Linked DNA regions of Homo sapiens: regions 1 and 2 are each linked to region 3. A link is a loop called in an ENCODE intact Hi-C map of the cell type or tissue named here. Cell type or tissue: IMR-90. All regions are shown on one strand.

The links. A loop is a pair of places that touch in the nucleus more often than their neighbours do. Peaks named below come from ENCODE experiments on the same cell type or tissue, not always from the same donor. Only the 100,000 strongest peaks of a DNase experiment are listed, where the experiment ranks them.
Region 1: it touches region 3 in a loop (3.0-fold over the local background); 23 of 110 quality-filtered maps call a loop at or near these places.
Region 2: a loop joins it to region 3, with 4 times the contacts of the local background. A loop is called at or near these places in 11 of 110 quality-filtered maps.

What each region holds. Positions count from the first base shown.
Region 1 is chr5:154,274,471-154,279,470 of GRCh38, forward strand. The region is part of intron 1 of GALNT10 (polypeptide N-acetylgalactosaminyltransferase 10); the gene reads left to right. Among named protein-coding and RNA genes, the nearest start is that of MIR1294, 70 kb to the right of the region's middle. RefSeq lists an enhancer at 2,509-2,558. In IMR-90, no CTCF peak of the experiment used is centred here; a DNase peak (open chromatin) is centred at 2,661; H3K27ac peaks cover 480 bases.
Region 2 is chr5:154,369,968-154,374,967 of GRCh38, forward strand. The region is part of intron 4 of GALNT10 (polypeptide N-acetylgalactosaminyltransferase 10); the gene reads left to right. Among named protein-coding and RNA genes, the nearest start is that of MIR1294, 25 kb to the left of the region's middle. RefSeq lists an enhancer at 73-731. In IMR-90, no CTCF peak of the experiment used is centred here; a DNase peak (open chromatin) is centred at 1,914; H3K27ac peaks cover 260 bases.
Region 3 is chr5:154,195,312-154,200,311 of GRCh38, forward strand. All of the region lies in intron 1 of GALNT10 (polypeptide N-acetylgalactosaminyltransferase 10), which reads left to right. Among named protein-coding and RNA genes, the nearest start is that of GALNT10, 7.1 kb to the left of the region's middle. In IMR-90, a CTCF peak has its summit at 2,218 (motif pointing left); DNase peaks (open chromatin) are centred at 2,170 and 3,740; H3K27ac peaks cover 2,383 bases.

The DNA.
Region 1 (5,000 bases), 79 kb after region 3:
AAAGATTAAATGAAACTATAGGTCTAAGTGCCTGGTATATTGCCTTGCCCATGATAGGAGCTCAATAAATGTGGGTCACCATCATCGTCACCAAATTCCTGGACAAGTCAGAAAATGGCCTTGCCACCTCTTCCTACGTGTTCTTGGTGAAACCTGTAACCTCTCAGGACCTCATTTTTCCTTATCTGTAAATTACAGGTACTCAACCAGCTCAGGAATTGCAAATTGGTGGCCTGCTAGATAAAATCTAGCCTGCAAACATGTTTGTTTATCTAATGTAATAAACTAAAAATCAAGAAATAGCCCCTAGAAATCTGAATTTTCCAGCTGCTCTTTGAAAAATGAACATCTAGTTCCATTGGCCCTCACTTGGCAACAGTTGGCTGGAGCTGGGGTAGCAGCTGCCCCTCACATGGGCATGCATGCACTCGCCTCTCCCCCAGCCATCATATTTCTGCAGTGCCTTACACCTGGCCACTCCCCCTTCACAACATACATAAGCAGCTGAGTTTCCAACGTCTGGATTGGAAGGTTTCAGGAATTCTGTGGCTTTCTCCTGGTTCTGACACTGGCTCATTCCATGACCCTGAGTGTACTCCTTCACCTCTCTGGACTACCACATCACCGTCTATAAAACGAATGAGTTGAGCTTCCAGACTCAGCTTTCTTTGGGTCTTCTATTCAGTTCATAAACATTTACTGAGTTGCTCCTATTTCCAGGAATTCTAAAAAGCACGTGGGAGGATACAGAGATGAATAAAAATGGGTCTGGCCCAGAGATGTTTTATAGCAATGCCTCTCAAAATGTAGTCTGCAGACCAGCACCAGTTCACAATGAGATAGATAGGGGAATTGAGGATAGTTGTTCAGAAACTTTTGTTGTAGTTTGATATTGCCATGACAGCCAGGTGCATGCTCAGTAGACTTATCTTGTTGAATAGACATAGAGCAGTTCACATGCTGTCAGGCTCGTGTGGTGAATTGCATGTGACACAAGCTGCACACTTGTTTCAGTTACTATTGGTGCTTAACAAATTGCCCCCAAACTTAGTGGCTTTAAAAGAACAACAGTCATTCATTTCTTCAAATCTACAATTTGAGCAGGACTTTGCAGAACACTTTATCTCTGCTGCACACAGCGCCTGCCAGGTGGGTCAGCAGGGGCCACAGCATCCACTTCCAAGATGGCTCATTCGCATGACTGGTGAGGTGGTGCTGGCTGTCAGTTCCTTTCCATGTCGACCTCTCCATAGAGGAGCTTCTTCATAGCATGGTGGCTGGGATCCAAGAATGAATGTCCCAAGAGAACAAGGAAAATGTGCCTGGCACTTTTATGATCTAGTCATGTAGAAATCAGAAGTCACTTTGCATCTCTGCTGCCAAACTCTATTGATTGAAGCATTCACAAAGGTTTGCCCAAGTTCAAAGGCAGAGGATGGAAATTCCATCTCTCAGTGAGCTTGTGGAAAGGTTGTAGAAGAGCACAAGGGACAGAAGATTTCATTGCAGCTAGCCTTTGAAAATACAATCTGCCATACTATTGAGAAGTATATCATGTTCCTGTTGCTGTGTAACAAGTCGCTACATATTTAGTGGCTTAAAACAATAAGAATTTATTAGTTCAGAGTTTTACAGGTCATGAGTCTAACTAAGCTGACTAAACAGGAGTTTCTGCTTAGGGTCTGACAAGGCCAAAATCAATGTTTCAGCCAGGCTGGGCTCTTATCTGGAGGCTCTGGAGAAGAGTCCACTTCCAGACTCATTCAGGGTGTTGGCAGAATTCAGTTTTTTGCAGTTCAGGATTGAGGCCCCTGGTTTTTGTGCAGGCCAGGGGTTGCTGTCTGTTCCTAGAGGCTACCCATACATGGCCCCCTTGATCTACAAAACCAGCAATGCCATATTTAATTCTTCTCTCTCTTCAAATCACTTTGACTTCCTTCAGTACCGCCAGATGGAGAAAGCTCTCAGCTTTTTGTGTGTGATTAGGTTAAGTCGACCTGGATAATCTCCTTTTTGCCATATAACTTGATGTAATCACAGGAGTGATATCTCATCATATTCACAGGTTCCATCTCCACTCAAAGGGGAGGGGATTATAGGAGGATGAAGGTCATTGGAAGTCATTCTTAGAATTCTGCCTACCACAGATGGTTTCATTCACAGTGAATTAGAAATTGAAGTGGTTCTTCATTACAGATAGTTTAAAAACACTAGTTTAGAGTCCAGTAAGAGGGAATAACATGTATATAAATGGCTATAGTTTAAGACTTTAAGTGGTAACTTCCAAAAAGAGAGAGGCAGACAGAGTGCAGTGAGAGGTCAGTGGAAGGGAGATTATTTTGTAAGCGGAGCGGGGATAGAAGTGGGGCCTCTTGAAGATGTGGTGTTTGAACTGAACCTCAGAAGATAGGTGTTGTTTGGATCTTAAAAAATGAGGTGGGAGGACAAGATACAAACAGTTCTGTTTCTATTTTGGCACCTTAGCTTGCAAACACAGAACGGAACTGAATCCTCTCTAAGGTCATTTGATTCCTCCTTACCATAAACAATGCTGTATAACAAATTACTCCAAAGCTCAGTGACCTCAAACAACAACCATATGTTGTTGCTCAAAGGACTACACATCAGTCGGGTGGTTTCTCTGGCCTTGGCTGTGCTGACTCATGTATCTCTGGTCAACTGGGGCTGGGCTGGGCAGCTCTGCTAAACTTGGCTGGGGTCTCTCATATCCTTGGGGCTTGGCTCTCTGTCAGCTGTCTAGGATTACCTCAGTTCTTCTCCACATGTCTTATCTTCTGCTTGCCTCTAACATCTTTCTAGCATACTAGGCTGGGTTTGTTCTCATAGAGGAGGAAGAAGGATGAGAAATAAGTATGAAAGAGTACAAGTCTCTCGAAGCTTGGACTCAAGCTGGCACACTGTCACTTCTACCTCATTCTTTTGGCCAAGGCAAGTCACAGAGCCAGACCAACTTCAATAGGTGTGGAAAGAGACCCACTTTTGATGGGAGGAGCTGCACAATCCCTTTGCAAAGGGCCTGGGATGGAGGATTGAGACCACTTTCACAATCTACTATAGTAATCCTGAGAAATCTTCCTAAACTCTAGAATGAAAGAAATTCAAATGCATTGTTTCTCAAGCTAAGCCAAGGCTTTTGGAGAAATCTGCATGTAATAAACCATTTGGAAAAGGTACAGTGACCCATAAACCAGAGTTATCAGAAGCCAGGCTTATAAAATAGTCTACAGTCTTCTTTGTGAGTGAAAGACAAAAGAGGAGTATTTCAGGGCAACTTTATTACCTTTACTCATGTGGTACTCATTATCAACACCCAGCCCCGGTGCTCCTCTGCAAAACTGTTCCCAGAACCATTCTTCTGGCTTCTGAGAATTTGTGGTTCTTCTCCCAGGTCCCAGTAGCAGTTTTTGAAATGAAAGGATCTCCAATCTGTCCTGTATCATAGACATAAATCATTGTCTTTTATGATATTCCCTGGAGTACCTAACCTAAGGCCAAAAAAATAGTAATTGCACAATAAACATGTTTTAGGTGAATGGATAGATGGATGAATGGATGAATGAGTGGACCAGATGGGTGACGGATGCTTCAGAAATTGACTGAAACCTTCCTTTGGAAAATGTTAACATAAACTTTATTTCCCTCCTTCCAAGTTAGTATGTCAGTTTGAAATCTTGGTGTAGTTGTTTCATGTCTGTGAGCTTTTTTAAAACAAAACAAAACTGGATTGCACACTGCCAAGGGGAAGAATCATGTTGTATTCTCCCTCATCAACCCAATCTTATAAGCATCAAAAAAGTCTGTGAGCTTCCTAGGGTATTAATCATTGTCTAGTGGGTGGGGGTAGATGAGTGGTTGTTGGAGTTGGGGACTTCTAGTCAAATAAACTTGTGAAATGCTGGATTAAACAAAGTTAGACAGCTTTCTTTTCTGTGTGACTTCAAAGAGCCTTTAATATGCTAATATACTTTATGAATCACCAGAAGGGTATTAGAATATGTAAGAGTTGAAAATGAGAAGAATTGGCTTTTTTAGAGGGGAGGAGAAGGGAGGTATTTTTTTATTGTGCTAAATGAATATAATAGTTGTCATTTTAACCATTCATAAGTGTACAATTGTGTGGCATTAAATATGTTCACAATGCTATGTAACCATTACCACTATCTATACCCAATTTTTTAATGATTCCCAACAATAACTCCCTGTAAACAACAATCCCCGTTCTTACTCCCCTGTAACCTCTGTTCTACTTTCTGTCTTTATGAGTTTGCCTATTCTAGGTACCTCATATAAGTGGAATCATACAATGTATGACCTGCTGTGTCAGGCTTGTTTCACTAAGCATAATATGGTCAAGGTCTATCCATGTTGTAGTAGATATCAAAATTCCATTCTTCTTTATGACTTAATAATATTCCATTTTATATATATGTCACATCTTGTTTCTACCTTCATCTATTAATGGACACTTGAGTTGTTGCTACCTTTTGCCTATTGTGGTAATGTGACTATTATGAACATTGGCCTAGGAATGTCTGTTTGAGTCCCTGCTTTCAGTTCTTTTAGATACATACCTAAAATGGAATTGTTGGATCATATGGTAGTTCTACATTTAACCTTTTGGAAACCACAAAAGTTTTTAACAGCAGCTGCACCATTTTGCATGTTTACTAGCAGTGCACAAAGGTTTCAATTTCTCCACCCACATCCTCACTAACACTTGTTGTTTTCCACTTTTTAAATTATAGCTAGCCTAGCAGGTGTAAAATGATATTTAATGCTAGTTTTTGTTGTTGTTGTTGTTGTTGTTGTTTTGTTTTTTTTTTTTTTTTGAGATGGAGCTTTGCTCTTGTTGCCCAGGCTGGAGTACAATGGCACGATCTCGGCTCACCACAACCTCCGCCTCCCAGGTTCAAGTAATTCTCCTGCCTCAGCCTCCCAAGTAGCTGGGAGTACAGGCATGCACCACCACACCCAGCTAA
Region 2 (5,000 bases), 170 kb after region 3:
CAGTGCTGTTTCTGCAAGGCTCAGTGGCATCAGAGATTGAAACTCTGAAATATTCCACTTGGGAATTGATCTGATTACACAGAGTAGTGAAGATTCCTGAACGAAGCAAACTATATCTGAGTCCTATCTTCAGCACATAACTTGTTAGCTGTGTAGCCTTGGACAAGAAATGTTTTCTGGACCTTGTCTTGAAGTGAAGGTGTTGAACTGGGACCTGCTTCCCTCACAGGGTTGTGAAAATCAGATGAGATGAAGGTTCGCAGACGCCTCTGGCTTGGGTGCTAGGCACGAGGACACCCTGGTGAGAGGAGCATTCACAGAACTTGCCCTCATAAGCTTAGGGTTGAGTGAAAGAGACAGTGAGGAATTCCATAAATATGCAGGGTAATCTGAGCTGAGTGCCTTGAAGGATGAGTTCCAGGCCTTTGCAAGGGGCTGACCTAGGAACCTGCTGTGGTTTGGGTACATCAGGAAAGGCTTTGTAAGGAGTTGAATTGGCACTGGGATCTGAAGGATGAGCAGGAGTTAACTGGGAGGAATTGTATGGAGGCTTTGGGATGTCAACCAATCCAGGTAGAAGGACGAGCACGGGCAGAGAACCTGAGGCTGAAGGAGACATCCTGGGGCCTTTGAACACCAGAAATAAGATAGTAAGGGAGGGAGCATCGTTGAGGGAGGGGGCAAGACGAGGCTGAAGAGGGAACAGAGACTGACTGTGCACACCTTGCCATATGACCTTTCTTCCAAGAGCCAGGGGAAGCCATTGAAGGGTTTAAATTTAAGCAGGAGAGTGGAAGAGTGACAAGATGCAATGTACTGCTGCTTTTAAAGACTGCTCGAACTGCTACAAACAGACTAGACTACAGAGGGGCGAGCCCTAGCCAGTGCAGTAGGCCGTGGAGTGCAGTGCTCCAGACCAGGCTCAGCAGAGGCTGCCAGCAGGCTGTATTCCTGCCATGTCACTGTCACAGTGCCAGTGTGTGAGAATCTTACTGCTCCTATCTTAGTTTCCTAGGGCTGCTGTAACAGAGAACCAAAAACTGGATGGCTTAAAACAGAAGTTCATTCTCTCACAGTTCTGGAGCCTCCAAGTCCAAAATCAGTGCCATGCTGTCTCTGAAGTCCTCGGGAGGATTCCATGCCTGTTCCCAGCTTCTGGTATTGCTGGCAAGCCTTGGCATTCCTTGGCTCATAGACTCACTACTCCAGTCTCTGCCTCCATCATCACACAGTATCCTCTCTGTGTGTCTGGGTCCAGATTTCTCTCTTCTTAAAAATATACCAGCCATTGGATGAGTGCCCACCCTAATCCAGTATGACCCCGTCTTAACATAACTACATCTGCAAAGACCCTGTTTCCAAATAAAGCCACATTCACAACAACCAGGGGTTAGGACTTCAATATGTCTTTTTGGGGGACATGATTCAAGCCACAACAACTCCTCCTTATGCCACAGTCCACCCGGTAGAACCATCATCAGAGTCCTAAGAACCCTTCAGACCAGACAGGAGGGAGAGGCTCCACTTTAAGACAGGAATCAAGAGAGCCAGAGGCCCCAGACACACCACAGTGTGTGTGTGTGTGTGTGTGTGTGTACACACACACACACACACACGTGTGCACACACTCAGGGCAGCATGTAGAGAGAGGACTGTGGGAAGCGTGGGCCCTGAGTTCTGGCCTCACTCAGACCTCACCAGCTGAGAGAGTTGGGGCAAGGCTTTCCCTAGGTCTCAGTTTTCTCTCCAGTAATATCAGAAGTGATGTTACCTGCCTGCCCCATTCTCCTTGCATTGGCTCTGAGGAGTCCTTGGGATAATCAAGTATTTCCTGAGAAGTTACTGCCTGCCCAACACTGAGATAACTTACTGGGAGTGTTCTTGGCAGAGGAACAAGAGTTACACAAGTTGAAGTTGTTACATCCTTCTCCGTTAATCCCCTGGGCTCTTCTCTTACAGCTTGGTGGTTACAAGTACAGACTCCATTCGCTTCCAAATCATCCCGTGGGCAGGGACAGAGATGAAACAAGAGACATAAAGCTAAAGGATGGGTCTATGGAAGGTTCATCATTCTATTCTACTTTTTAAATATATGTTTGCAGTGATTCTTAATGTTTAAAGTTTAACAAAGAAAACTACAGACTCTGGAGCCAGATTGCCTGGGTTTTAATCCAATACCTGCCACTTACTGTGTGGAGCTTGGAAAAGTTACTTAACCTCTCTGTGCCCTCAGTTTCCTCATCAGCAAAATGAGGGTACTAATTAGTGACTAGCATCATAGAGGTTTTGTGAATATTAAAGGATTAAACAGGTGTAAAGCTTCTGGGGCTGTGGTTCGAGTGAGTACTAAAAAACGTGTTAGCCATTGTTTGGAGAAAGTGGGCACCGAAGAACTACATGTTGCTGTGCTGAAGTAATCACTGTGAGCTTCATGGAATCATGCATTCAGCTTTGGAGATCTTCTAAGTCATGCCTGCTACTTGGAATCTGAGTTTGGGTTTTCTGAAGCAGATCCTGGGACAGTGCAAATAGTTTATTTGGGAGGAGATGCCAGGAAATATCAGCAAGAAAGTACATAAGTAAGAACAGAAAGAGGGGCCACCAGGAAGAGTGCCTGTGACAGGCAGCACTGCAGGACAGGCAGCACTGCGGGCGGCTATGCATGGTCCACTGAGAATTCTGGGAGCCAGCATGGAGCATGTGCTCAGTGTCATCCCACCTGAGGGGTGAGGGAGCTCCGGGGGTTGTTGGCCGAGGTCCGACACATGGACCTCGGCAGCCCCTGGGGCAGAATGGCAGATGCTGGCAGGTTGCAGGCAGGCAGGCATGAGACCAAATGCTGAGAGGGGGTATGGGTGGGGCACCAGATGTGTGTGCCACAGAATCCATCTGTCAGCTCTGATAAGTGCTCATCTAACACCTGTGTAATGCCTTACAATGATGGGCTTTCCCACCTTCAGAATCAGCCTCGGTGTCTATTGGATGGCTCTGAGTCATTATTAAATTAGGGGTAATAAGGATAAAAACAGTTCTGTGCTGTTTACAATCAGGGCAGCCCCTAGAATAGGGGTGATGAGTATGTGGCATTAGGGATGCTGTGTCAGACGCTGAGGCATCTCTTCTCAGTCCTGACACTTTCATACTGAGCCAGGATACAGCCTCAGAATCTTTCTTAACAGAGCTTTAGGTGTCCCTTCCAAACCCATCAGTGTAGGCACTTTGGTGAAGGCAGGTTGTCAGCCCTGCCTTAGGGCTTATGAAGCTGGCGTAAATCTGAGGCTGGAAAAAGCTCTGAGCTAGGTTATAATCATGCTGTGTCAAGGACCCACTGTTTGATTCTAGGTACATTTAACTTCTCTGGCTCTCCCTGCTCTTCTCTGGGTAGAATGAAGGGACTAACTAAAGCGAGGCAGACATGAAGTTTGGTGCAGTAGCAAGAGCCTGCTCTTTTACAATCAAGCAGGGTGAATCTTAGACCTTGGCATCATCATTTATAAACTATGTTCCTTGAGCAGCTCGTATCATCCACTCTGAGCCTCGGCATCTCCTTCTATAGTAGCCAGTTTGTGGTGGTGGTGTGGGTGTCAGAGATAATATAGATGAAATAGGGAGCTTCGCATGCAAGCAGGGGCTCTATAATTGTTCCCTATAATTGTCATCATAATCATCATCATCTTCATTTAAAGTCCCCCCCAGCTCTAAAACTCTATGCCTTTATGAAATGTCCTCATCTAGGAAGATGGTGTGGTAAAATAGGGCAACGGCCCGATTTTGTGTAAATGTGCTGTCTAATAAGGACAAGAGAAGCATAATTGCCCCTAAATAATTGCTCTGACTTTACCACAAGCTGTCAGAAGGCCTTAATTGGTCACTCTGTAATGACTGTGGCCATCTGCATTCGGGGTGATTTAGCGATGGGGCTTTGCCCAAGCAGGGGCCTCAATGATTAGAGCCGGCCAGGGTGATATTTATCCCTCTGATGGGAGTAGTGGTGTGTGGTACAGGAGATTATCTCATTCTCGTTGTAATGACCTATCAGTTGAACCCAGCCAAGAAGAAGCGGTGGTCACAAACAATGACTATGGATTTTTTTCTTTTTTCGAACATAGTGTTCCTGACCAAACAGCAGCATATTTGGAGTGTGATCATGCCTCTTGCTTTCTTGTCTTGTTGCCCAAGAAAGTCTCTTTTGGAAAGATTTAGTCCCTCAATTAGGGCAAATTGATTTCTGCTTTCTACAGAGTCACTGTACCAAAGAGAAGTGGGAAAGGGCGAGGGAAGCCATATTAATCTTTGTGCACAAGCAAGAAAAGACCTGGAGCATTTTTTAGCCTTCTAGCCTCTGGTTGTATGTATGTAGATCATCTTTTCTCTGTATTCTAATTTCTCCTGCCTACAAGATGCCAGACAACATAACACGAAACACACTTCATCTCAATGAAGTTCCTGGTGACAAAAATCAAAGTGATGGAAGCAGTGTTTCCCTAAGTGTACCAGCACAAAAGTCATTTTTTTCACTCATTCATTCATTCATTCATTGAGACAGGTTCTTGCTCTGTCATCCAGGCTGGAGTGCAGTGGCTCGATCATGGCTCACTGCAGCCTCAACCCGGTTCAAGCGATCCCCCCACCTCAGCCTCCTGAAGTGCTGGGATTATAGGCACAGTGCCTGGCCCAGAAGTGAGTTTAAGTCACACCTAAAATATTACAGGTGGTTCAGAGACTTTGCATTAAAAGTAACACTGGATAACGTGGAGGGAAAGCCTTCTCTTTTCAATTCTTTTTCATTCTTCTGATCACCTCAAATGAGGAGCCTTGGTTGGTTTTCCACAGCTCCCTCCTTGATGAAGAGAGGGCAGACTTTAAGCTCATAGTTGTGGAGAGGCAGGAGTATCTGGTAGAAATCTAAAATCTTACAACAAATTCTTATTTGTTGGAGATTTTTAATTATTAGCTCTTTATTAGAAATGATACCAATTTTTCATCTATGGTGTTTAAAG
Region 3 (5,000 bases):
GCATCCCATATATGTGTCAGAACTGGTAAGGGAAGGCCTTGAATAAGAGTCTTGTTTCTCCAGAGAACCTTTCTCCTCATGCGCAGTGGAGTGGGGAAAGGAGGTAGCGCATATACACCTGAATTCCCGCAGCAAGAAGTGTATCATGGCCTCCCTGCTGGAAATGTCTTAAGGTAGGAACACATCCTCCTCTAGCACAAAGCACAAGATTTGGCTCTTGGAAGACAGGATGTGTTTGCTGAATGATTGAAATATATCAGAGCAGGCAGGGGGCTGCAGAAGTCATCTAGTCCAATCTCCTCAATTTGTAGGTATGAAAACTGAGGCCGAGAAAAAGGGAAACAAATTAAACAAGTTCCCATAGGGAGGAACGCAGATCAGAATCCATTCTCCAAGTTCTTGTTCTATTTCACCATGAGAAATTTTTTCCCTCCATATACTAATATTTGATCCTTCTCTACCATTATTTCTTTCAGGAGCCAAGATTATCACCCCAAATTTTGGAGGCCACTGCTTAATGAGACCAATTATCTGCTGGAACCTATCTGGCTATTTTTTTGTAGATCTATTTTTGTACATTTTCTTTCCAACATTTTATAGTGTTTTGTTTTTGTTTTTGTTTTTTTTTGAAACGGAGTTTTGCTCTTGTTGCCCAGGCTGGAGTGCAATGGCGTGATCTCGGCCCATCGCAACCTCCACCTCCCAGGTTCAAGTGATTCTCCTGCCTCAGCCTTCCCAAGTAGCTGGGATTATAGGCATGCGCCACCAAGCCTGGCTAATTTTGTATTTTTAGTAGAGATGGGGTTTTTCCGTGTGGGTCAGGCTGGTCTCGAACTCCCGACCTCAGGTGATCTGCCCACCTCAGCCTCCCAAAGTGCTGGGATTACAGGCGTGAGCCACCATACCCAGCCTCATTTTATAGTTTTAAAAGCAACTAAAATGGATTAAAATTTAAGGTGGCAAAGGGACAAGAGTAGAGGAATTAAAGGCTGGGAAGTACATGGCACCATTACTGCTATCCCTGACAGACAGAGAGAACTTGAGCCTAAGAACCACCTCAGATTCTCTATCAGTTGCAAGTAACAAAACAAATTGAGCCATGTGGGCTGAAATGAGTAAGGGAATATATTGGCTCCTGTGACTGTAGTTGGCTTCAGGTATGGTGTGATCTAGAGGTTTGTGGCATTGTCAGGGCTCGGTCTCCTTTCCTCTGGTTTCTGTTGGTTCTGACTTTCTCTGTGTGTTGGCTTTGTTCTGTTTTGAGGCTCCATGGCAGCAAAAAATGGTAATAGCTCTTTCAGACCTCAGATCCACACCTAGATCCTAGAGGAGAGGGTCTGTCTCCTCTGGTAGCTTCTACAAAAGACAGAGAACATCTTTTCTATAAGCTCTAGCAAGATCTTAGGTCTTACCGGTCTACTTTGGATCTAATGTGCTGTCTGAACCATTCGCAGATTTCAGGAGGAGAAGCTGTATTGATTGACTTAACGTACCCTAGAGCTAGGAGTGGAGTCAGGTTACCCAGATCTAAGAAGAGCAGTTCCCCAGAGAAGACTCTGGGTGCTGCTTTTGGGAAGAGGAGAAAGATATCTAGAGAAGAAGCCCACAAATATCCACTCCAGAGTCCTGCTGACACAGTGTTCCAGGCAGTAATCACTCCTTGGGGATGAGATTTGGTCCTGGAGAGAAAACCCCTTTGCCACCCTGGACCCATTTTTGGGCACCGAACCTGCAGTCTGGAGGTCTGTGTTCTCATTCCAGCACTGCCACCCCTTGGCTGAGATGATTAGCTGTGTGGACCTCAGTTTGTTGCTGAGGACGGCTTGGGTGCAAATGCTTGCCAACACACAGTGGAGGGTGGAGATAAAGAGCAATTGAAAGCTGTCTTTATTGAATCTTACTTACCCGTTCTGCCGCTGCCTTCCTTTCCCCTCACAGACGTCCCGAGAACTGTCTCCCCTGCCCCCATACACACTAAAAGTCAATTCATTGAAAATTTCTCTCAAGCTGAAAAAGAACTTCTGTCTCTGCAGCTTCCACGTTTTTTCTGCCTGGCCCTCTTAGCTGGAGGAGGTGGAGTGTTCATACTTTGGAAGCTAGAGGAAGCTAAACAATTCTGCTTGCTGTGGTGGGTGGGTGTGTATTTATGCGTGTGTAGCTTTCTCTCCATGTGTCTCTCTTCTCTCCCTCTTATCTTTGAATGGTTCCTGTTTGCTGCCCTCTGCTGAGTGTAGATAGGAGAGAAAAGAAAAAAGCAGGCCTATTTTTTTCCTTCCCTATGGCTTTAAGAGAATGCTGAGCTTCAGATGTTAAATTGTCTTCAGTTTTCTCAGGTGATGAAAGCCACAGCATAAAATGATACTGATCCAAAGAATGATGATGATATGGCTGATAATGAGGTTGATAATGTTAATAGTAGTAATAGCAGTTACCATTTATTTAGCACTTACTCTGCTAGGTCCTTTACCTGTACATCTGTTAAATATTGTTGTAACCAGGTAGGAAAGAAGGAGGGAACTGAAGCTCGAAGAGGGGCAGGTGCTTGCCCAAGGATGCACAGCCTGTAGTGGTGGAGCTGGTATTTGAACTCTGACCTAGTGCTGAGTCCTTAACCACCATACTTCCTCCATATCTGAGCAGGACAAAGGACCTGTCTTCCACCCCTGCCCGTTAAGCCCTTCCTGCAAGCCTGGACATCTGAGCAGGTGAGAGGGACCATTGCCCTAAGACAGCCTCTTCAGTAGCTGAAGTGGAGCACATAAGGTCATGTGGTGGTGGTGTGTGCTGGAAGAGAAACCTCTACCTCAGCCTCCTCCTGTCTCCGTTCCTCTTGGTTTGAGGCATGTGGGGCTGCGTATAGTGCTCTAGCTTTGGAGCTACACTGCCTGATTCAAAACCCGAGGCTTGGGCAAGCTTGACCTGTGTGCCTGGAATTCTTGGTCTGTAAAATGGTAGTAATGTTAACTGTGGCAGAGAGTTCTCTTGAGGGTTCAGTGAGTCACTGTGGGTAAAACCCCAAACACAATGCTTGGTACAGAACAAGTGCTTGGTAAACATGGTGATGCCGCTGCCTTTGTGAAGTGCCTCGCCTATGGCAGGGACTCAATTCTCTGTGGCTTCCCTTTGGCGGAGGTAGGGAGGGCTGCATAACATTGTCTTTGTCTAGAAGGTGAGCAATTCGAAGATAAGTGGTTGGCTTAACAGCACAGGGTTCAGAAGAACTGGAAGAAGCCAGGTGGGTGCAGTCTCTGATTATTGGAGGTGGGAAGGAAATTGTGCATGCAGAGGCTGCTCTTGGTACCCCTCTTCCTGAAACTTCGGAATGCGAAGCAATTGTTGGGGATGCCTTCTCAACTCCCACCCTGGGACAACCCAGACCCTCTGTATCCTTCTAGATTCAGCTCATAGCCTGCTGCCTCCAGGAAGTGTTCTTTGGTTACTCCAGCCCCCAGGGGTCACTCAAGGGTCTTAGCTCCTCTGAGCCTTGATTTTCTCATCTGCCTACTTAGATCAGAGGCCCTCTAGAAGATTTCTAACATCCTTCTTCCCTGCAGCCTTGCCCCTAGACCTGACTAACTCCTGCCAGGGCAGCCTAGGTTAGCATTCTTCCCAACCAGGGCCCGGAGACCTGTATATAAATCTGTCACGCAATGCTGTAATTGTTTTTAATCTGTCCAGACTGTCTGCTTCCTAAAGGCAGGAACTAACCTCTCTCTTGGTCACTCTTGTTTGCCTAAAATATTTGCTGAATGGCTGAGGGGGTGAGTGAGTAAGTGAATCATATGGTTGGTACTCAGTAACTGCTGGCTGCATGCTGGAAGCTTAGCCTTAGGAATGGTTCTTCTTGAACTTCAGGGTGCTTCACAATCCCTAGGGAGCCTGTTAAGGATGGTGACACCAGGATCCATGCCCAAAGAGCATGAAGGGGCTGGTTTGGGCTTGGCCAAGGATCACATATTTAACAAATCCTACTGAGGGTCCAACAGGGAACTCCTCTCCACCCACCTGACAGGAGACAGACCTCTCTTTCCCCAGGGACCCACTCCATTCTCCCCAGGAGTGCTTCAGGACCCGCCCTTGAACTTCTGTTCCTGGGAAGTGTGTTTATCTGCAGCTTCCCAAGTTGTCAATCAGCACCCACAGGGGAGCTCTGTGGTACTTTTAGCAGTGGCACTGTATCTGATGCAAGCAGATCAGGCTCCAGTTCAGGACAGGGATGGGAGGTGCACTTTGGAATCCCTCTCCTGTGGGCTGCGAGGATTGGCTGGGGCGGTAGAGCTTTATTTTCCTTTGATGCCCACAGTCTGCTGCTCTTCCAGGATGCGTGCTCTGCCTTCCTGCCATGGGCAAGGATGAGGTAGGTGCCTCTACGTGGGTGTTGGGCTGAACTAGGGGGTCTCTTGGGAAGGGTTAGTATTGTGGAGACCCTGTAAACCTCTCCCTTGTACTGGAGAGAGCAGAGGAGAGAGTGTGGAGTTGGGAACCAATGTGACCTGATCCTCAGGCCCAGCTCTGCCACTTGCTGGCTCTGTGCCTGACCTCTGGGGCTTCCTGCTCCTTCTCCTAAAATGAGCAAAGTCATCACTACTTCCTAGTGTCATGGTGATGATTAGATGAAATTAAATAACAGTTGTGAGGATTGAGGTACAGAGAGGTCAGGTAACATATCCAGGGCCACGCAGCTAGGAAGTGATGGAAACAGGATTCCAATCCAGCTGGGATGCTTCCTTCCGGTATCTGCGCCAGCCACTGACTGGATGGTCTGGGGCGAGTCTGTGGGTCTGCCCCTGCTCACAGGGACTTGCGGAGGCCTCAGTGGGAGGTTATCACTGAGACCCCCATGAGCCTGGTTCTTGTTGTTGGCTCCAGAAAGCTCTTTCAGCTGAATACCCAGGCAGCCGTGCCAGGGCAGGGATTATAGCAAGTCCCATGTGCCGCCTGGATGCTGCACTCGGGCAGCCTCTCACGAGCCCAGTTCGCCAGGGTTCTGTGTGTGTGTG